Linked DNA regions of Homo sapiens: region 2 is linked to region 1. The links are chromatin contacts, found by Hi-C or POLR2A ChIA-PET in ENCODE. All regions are on one chromosome and are shown on one strand. The core of a region is the stretch at or near the end of the contact, and the rest is flanking DNA. Distances in the headings are between cores, read along the strand shown.

Region 1 (3,300 bases), core at 84-2,583:
TTTTGGGGAAAAAAAAATTGAAAGCTCCCTAACAACATCATCTTTCTCACGGGGATGAAGTTTCAGATACACCAAGACAGGACACTTTATGAGTCGGATAAATTGTGTATCCAGAATAAGAACGAAGAGGTATATCCTGCATCTTCACCATTAATAGTTAAAGAATACAAGCTGGAATTTGGGGAGTATTGAGGCTAGAGTTTGGGAAAAAGATTCCCAGTCCAGGAAAGGGACAAACAGCTACAGAAGGAACAGAATACTGACTGATCCAACAGTGAAACTCTCCCCAAAGGAGAGTTACAGGCAATTCCAGAGCTATACGTACACAAATATGATTCTTGCTGAAATCTAAAGAGAAGAAAGGGTGAAAGGCGAAGAGGGATGAGATAAGGTAGTAGGATCCACCAGGAGCCCACATACATTCTTGACAATTATAATTAAGGACTTCCTATTGGGACGGACAATCCTGGCAAGACATCTGGTCACATTAATCCTCCTTTGGGCTGTGGAAGTTCACCACCAGAGGTAGATGTGTCATTGCAGAGAAACAATCAAGGATGAGGAGAGAAAGGGATGTTTTCGGTGGGCTGGCAGCACAACTTTGTGGACTGCCCTGTTTTTTAACAAACCCACAGAACTCTGTGGAGCCAAGTGTTCTTCACGCTAGGCCAGACTTTCCTACCCCACCTTGGGGGTCTGCCAGTTTTTGCTGGCTCCCTCTCCAATGTCAAGCCTTCTTGTGAAATGACTGGTGCTTCCTGCTTCCCATCACAACCCCGACCCAGACACGCCACCTCTCCCTGGGTATCCGCCCTATGGCTTAATGAAAGGGAGCCAAGGGGCTCTTGAGGACAGAGAAGCCCCTGTTCAGAAGAGGAGAAAAAGAACAGGGTCACTTCCTTCCCTGTTTTCTAGGTTTCTTCCGCCTTTTTCTCTTCCCGCCGTCCCCTCCCATGGCCGCTGCTCCTTGGCCTTGATTCAGCACTGCATTCCTGCTTCTTTGTGTCCCAGCCTCCCAGCTTGCAAGGCCGTGGGGATGTTCAGAGAGTTAACAGCTCCAAGAAATTCTCATCTCCATAGACCTGTCTACCCACCTCCCACCTGGGCTGCAGAGAAACAGCCAACATTCCTTCAGGCCCACAGAGAAAGGGTGTGACTCGAATTACTCAATGAAGCCTCCAAGCCAGCCTCTTATGCCCCCAAAACAATAGAGTTGTATTTTTCTTGGACTTCATTCATTTTATTTGGTTTCTCCTTTGACTAGCAGAAAGAACTCCTTTCCCTCCCTCTCCCTACCACCACTTTTCTTAATCCACCAGCTTCACTCTTCCAGTAGAACCCAACCCCCCAACCCCAGTAGGGTGAAGCCTTGGATCATGAACTTGAGTGACGTCAGCGAGCTTGAGAAACGCCATCCGCCATCCGCTTCTCCTGGGCTTTCTCACATGTGGGAATCATCTCTTGGGAGTCTGCATCCCATCTCTGATCTGTTTGTTTTGGATGCTAATCCCAGGACGCTGGGTGAGGTGTTAGGCAGACTGACCTTTCCTGTTTTCTGAGTCAGTGATCTTAGATCACTAAGTCAGGTGCTAAGTGTTGAAAATTAAAATCAATGTGTGGGGCCTGCAAGAGGGAGACAAGAAGGTGAGAACAAAGGGTGAAAGGGGAAGGTGACATCTAGTTTTGTTTGAAACAAACAAAAACCTATCTATCTGCCATAAATCCATCCTCATCAAAAAGAGATTCTGGTAGCTGGTGTCTCGTGTGCCTGTAGTCCCAGCTACTTGGGTAGCTAAGGCAGGAGGATCGCTTGACCCAGGAATATTAGGCCAGCCTGGGCAACATAGTGAGACTCTGTCTCTTAAAAAAATGGCGGGGGTTGGAGGGATTGTACGTATTTGGTATGAGGCACACATTACGAAGAATATGATGTGGACATGAGTCCTCCTGACAAATTGCCTCTGAAAAGCTACAGCCCATCTTAACTCCCAAGGCAGCTTCCACTCAACCCCAAACAGCCAAATCTTCTGGTATTCAGGGAATTTTTGTTTGATTGTCTACTGAGCTCCCGACGTATGTCAGGCTGTCAGGCTGCAATGATATTTAAGGAGAATCTTTTTTTTTTTTTTTTTTTTTTTGAGGCGGAGTCTCACCCTGTGGCCCAGGCTGGAGTGCAGTGGCATGATCTTGGCTCACTGCAACCTCTGCGTCCCGGGTTCAAGTGATTCTCCTGCCTCAGCCTCTCGAGTAGTTGGGACTACAGGCGCGTGCCACCACGCCCAGCTAATTTTTGTAATTTTAGTAGAGACGGGGTTTCACCATGTTGGCCAGGATGGTCTCGATCTCTTGACCTCACGACCTGCCTGCCTTGGCTTCTCGAAGTGCTGGGATTACAGGCATGAGCCACCGTGCCCAGACAGAGTATCTTACCTCTGCACCAAGCTAGGGTATTTAAGGCACCACCAATTCCACCCCCAGCTTCTTTATCAAACAAACAGATCTGATGGAATAACAATGCTAATAATGCCAGGTGTTTGGCTTGGATTGGCTTTTTAAATCCAGCTTTTATCTCAGAGGTCAAAATCCTGAGCAGGCCCAAGACAATGCAGCCTAAACATCTTTAGAAACTCAAGACAACTTCTCATTTTAAATATGAGGAAGCTGACTTGTTGAGAAGTGAACTGTTTTACAGGTCACATTAACATAGTTATAGAAACACAGAGGTCACATTTTTGGTCTAAGGCACTCCTGATTTGGAATTACTCCCTGAAAGATCTATGGAGGTTGTACTGTATTGACAAAAATTGGCTTTTAGGTTTAACCAGATGCCCTACCCATCTGCCCAGTCTTTGTTGCAGGACAGTCTTCAACCCTCCAATCTCCCATTCCAGCATAGAGCAGGGACTTCCTTCTACTTCAGCATATCAAGCAAAGCAGGCACAATTCTTTTCAACAAATATCTGTTGAGTATCAGTTTTGTGCAAAGCATTTGCTCAAATCAAATAATAAAAAGTACAGAGCCCACTTGTGAAACAAACCGTCTCATACTCTTCATAGACACGTTTTCAAAAGTCAGCAACTCATCCTTTTTCCTACAAAATTCTGTTCTCAAGAGACAACTTGACTATCAAAGGAAATAAAATATCCCATTTTCTCTTCTCTGGGAAGCACACACACACATTTTTATAAAATAATAATTTACCTAGTAGGATTTACACATCACTGATGTAAATATACTAGACCTGTCTAAATCTAAACTCCAACTACACACGAATTTTTTTAACGCTCCACAAAAAAGAA
Region 2 (3,473 bases), core at 240-2,739, 410 kb after region 1:
CCGGCTCTCTGATTAAAAGTGAGAGGCTTTTCTACCCAGTGTGCTGAGCCCAAGTGCCCAAAGATGAACTGTTTCCATGAGTTGTCAGATTTCTGACCCAGAGATGGCAGGACAGAAGCATCTGACTGGATCAGGGAGGTGGCAGAGGCCCAGGGAAGAGGGAGGGCCTGGCGGTTTCAGTGAAAGTCAAAATGACCTCCCCAAATATGCAGCAGAAATTCTCCAGGTACCAGGCCACTGCTGGAGAGATCAGAGGCTCAAGGCTGCCAAGAACAAGGAACTACTGCCAGAAATAAGTTAAGACCTCCCCACAGGTCTCCAGCGGTCACCCACCGTTCCTTAGATCAGTCTCCACCCTCTAAGTAGAAGACAAAAGTGGATCTCCAGAACCTTGAAGCTATTATGCTCTGTGAAAGAAGCCAGACACGAAAGGCCACATATTGTGAGGTTCTGTTTATGTAGAATATTCAGAATAGGCAAATCCATAGAGCCAGAAAGTAGACTAATGTTTGGCAGGGGCTGGAGGGAAGGGAGAATGGAGAAATGACCGCCTAATGAGCGCAGGCTTTCCTTTTGGGGTGGTGTATGCATACGTCCAGACTCTTCAAAATGTGTGTATTAAACAATGTACAATTTATGCATACCAATTTTCATTCAATAAAGATTTTTAAAGGACTTGGAAAAAAGTTCTGAATACAAATAGTGGTGATGGTTGCACAACACTGTAAATGCTTTCATGTCACTGAACCGTATACTTTAAGTTGGTTAAAACGGTAAATGATGTTATATTGTTATATGTATTTTACCACAGTTTTTTTAAGGTGGAATCTCCAAAGAATCCTAGAACTCATTCAGTCCAAGCCTAAAACCGAAACACGGAGTCGGGGCTTAGCCTCTAAGGGCTGTGAGGGTTAGAACTGGATGTTCCCCTAAGACCCTCAAATTCATAAACTCATTGTTTAGAGAGAGGGTGGTGCCGGCAAGCAGGGAAGGAAGAAGGCCTGCGAGACGGTGAGGCCGGACAGAGCACTGGCTCCTTCTGAGGCGACCAGGGGGAGCGAGGTGCAGCCAGGGAGGCAGGGCCCCCGCCCATGCATCCTCCCCCAGACCCCTCGCCTCTTCCCACCTGGCAGACCTCATGCTTCCTTCCTTGGGGCTGGGAGCCCAGTGCCCTTGGTCTGCATCACAGAGTCAACAACAATTTATCTGAACTGAGCAAACAAGGCAGCCATAAGAGGCGGAACTCTGACAATATTTAATGACTCCGGGGGTGGGGAAGCTTTGCAGGAGAAGGAGGGCAGGCGAGGAAAGGAACCAGAGAGGAGGCAGAAAACTCCAGGGGAAATTCCGTCGGGGGGAAGATAAAAGGGGGCTGTAAAGCAATTTTGACAGGTTAACAGACAGGTAATATTCCAACGGTGTTTACTTAACCAGGCTAGCACTCCATGCAGCGCCGATTAAGCTGCAGCACGAGAGCCTCAGCAGCTAAGGGTTTCACAGAAACAAAGATCTAGTCAGAGAAAACCAAATAACAGCCAGTCAGATGCTGGCAGCCCGGCCTGCAGCTCCCCCAGCTCGGAAGCCACACGGAGATGCTTCCTGGAGACCGATCTGGAAAGATAACTTGCAGCGGGTACCTTGCTGGGCCTCCACCTGGGATCACAGGGCCTAGCATCTGACAGCTCCTCGGAAAGGGTGGGGCATGGGCACCAAGCGCAAAGTGTCCCCTCTTCCCTCCCACGTTGAGGCAGACCAGTTCTCCAATCCTCAGTCCTAGGAAGACAGCCTTGCTGGTCCCACCCGCTGGCCCGGGGACTGCTGGCTCAGGATCTTTAGCCAGCAATGAAATTCATGCCAGCTCCCAAACCCCTATCCACCCACCCAGATGCAAACCCAACGTGTTCTGCCATCTCTTAGCTCTCATACACTGGGCAAGTTCCTTAGTCTCTCGGGGCCTCAACTTCCTCATCTGTAAAATGGGGCAGTAAATTTCACAAGCTTCTTTAATTCATACATCACTATTAATTATCTGTTAATGTCATTGATATAAGTATAAATAATGCAGATAGTCCCCAACATACAATTTTCCTACTTTATGATGGCGTGAGAGCAAAACAAATTCAGCCGAAACCACACTTCAAGTACCCATACAACAATTCTGTTTTTCACTTTGAAGATACTAAAAAAAATTCAATAAATCATATAACATATTCAAGATTTTATTATAGGCCGGGAGGTGGTTCATACCTGTAATCCCAGCACTTTGGGAGGCCGAGGCAGGCAGATCGCCTGAGGTCAGGAGTTCGAGACAAGCCTGACCAAAATGGTGAAACCCTGTCTCTGCTAAAAATAAAAAAATAAAAAAATAAAAAAAATTAGCTGGGCATAGTGGCGCATGCCTGTAGTCCCAGCTACTCAGGAAGCTGAGGCAGGAGACTCACTTGAACCCAGAAGACGGAGGTTGCAGTGAGCTGAGATCGTGCCATTGCACTCCAACCTGGATGACAAGAGAGAAACCCCGCCTCAAAAAAAAAAATAAAAGATTTTATTATAAAACAGGCTTTGTGTTACATGATTTGCCCAACTGTAGGCTAAAGTAAGTGTTCTACTAATGTTTAAGGTACATTAGGCTAAGCTATAGTGTTTGGTAAGAGCAGTGTCTTAACTGCATTTTTGACTTACAATATTTTCATCTTATGATGGGTATCAAGACGTGATCCCATTGTTAGTAGAGAAGCATCTGTATTTAATAAATAATTATAAGGAATAAATGAGGGTTTAGCACAGTGTCTGGATGTTAGTATCTACTCAATAAACTTTAGCTTCCTTATGCAACTATCTTTAACACCCACGTGGCCAGATTCAGAATGTGATCTTCTGAATATAGCAGAACAACCTATTGACAGGAAGATGCTTGATTTTTAAAATACGTGAAGGCTATTATATCTCCACCCATGCTCTCATAGAATGAGGAGGAAACGCTGTTGGGACCAGAAGAAGTGTCACGCTGGCTTAGGTCCCAGGAGAAGCACCCGAGACACCCCCAGCTCTCTGAGACCTTGGAGGCCTCACTAAGCAACTTGATATGGTTCCATGTTCCTGTATTTCTCAGAGGACATAAAAGTGTTCAAAGCCCCGGAACCAGCAAGCAAGAGGTGCCAAGATATTGACTTCATTTCCTATAGGGTTCCCTGGCCTCTGTTACAGGACACTATTTTGAGGTTGGATTATATATTTTTAGGTTATTTGGAAAATCATTGTGGCTTTAAATAATAAAATTCTGAGTGACATCTGTCAGCCCTGATTACTGTGAGTCGGCTAAGCTGCATTTTCTTTCGTTTTCATTTTTAAAAGTGCAATGAAGTAAGTGTTACCCAGAAAGGTCTGTGAGAGTCTGCAGGGTTGTGTATTAAACACTCTCTTGAAACTGGTCCCAAAGGCTTGTACCAGGGACCTAGCAACAGGCCTGGGGT

What was found. Hi-C counts contacts between places; a loop is a spot of excess contacts on that map. ChIA-PET counts read pairs that join two places held with the same protein, here RNA polymerase II (POLR2A). Pooled maps may share reads with other maps.
Region 2: a loop to region 1 is called in a map of right cardiac atrium, with 4 times the contacts of the local background. The contact joins two enhancer-like sites. A Hi-C loop is called at or near these places in 10 of 168 maps with a recorded cell type or tissue (adrenal gland, heart left ventricle, heart right ventricle and 3 more) and 4 of 50 pooled maps. POLR2A ChIA-PET finds 5 or more read pairs at or near these places in 3 of 52 experiments (GM12878, HepG2 and K562).

Annotation. Positions count from the first base shown.
Region 1 is chr17:72,103,623-72,106,922 of GRCh38, forward strand. All of the region lies in intron 2 of SOX9-AS1 (SOX9 antisense RNA 1), which reads right to left. Among named protein-coding and RNA genes, the nearest start is that of SOX9-AS1, 11 kb to the right of the region's middle. RefSeq lists enhancers at 477-1,735, 2,668-3,300 and a cis regulatory region at 1,205-1,207. Within about 2 kb of position 1,334, at least 4 of the 41 ENCODE cell types and tissues checked have a DNase peak (open chromatin) inside an H3K27ac peak, as active enhancers do.
Region 2 is chr17:72,517,807-72,521,279 of GRCh38, forward strand. All of the region lies in intron 1 of LINC00673 (long intergenic non-protein coding RNA 673), which reads right to left. Among named protein-coding and RNA genes, the nearest start is that of LINC00673, 73 kb to the right of the region's middle. Within about 2 kb of position 1,490, at least 10 of the 41 ENCODE cell types and tissues checked have a DNase peak (open chromatin) inside an H3K27ac peak, as active enhancers do.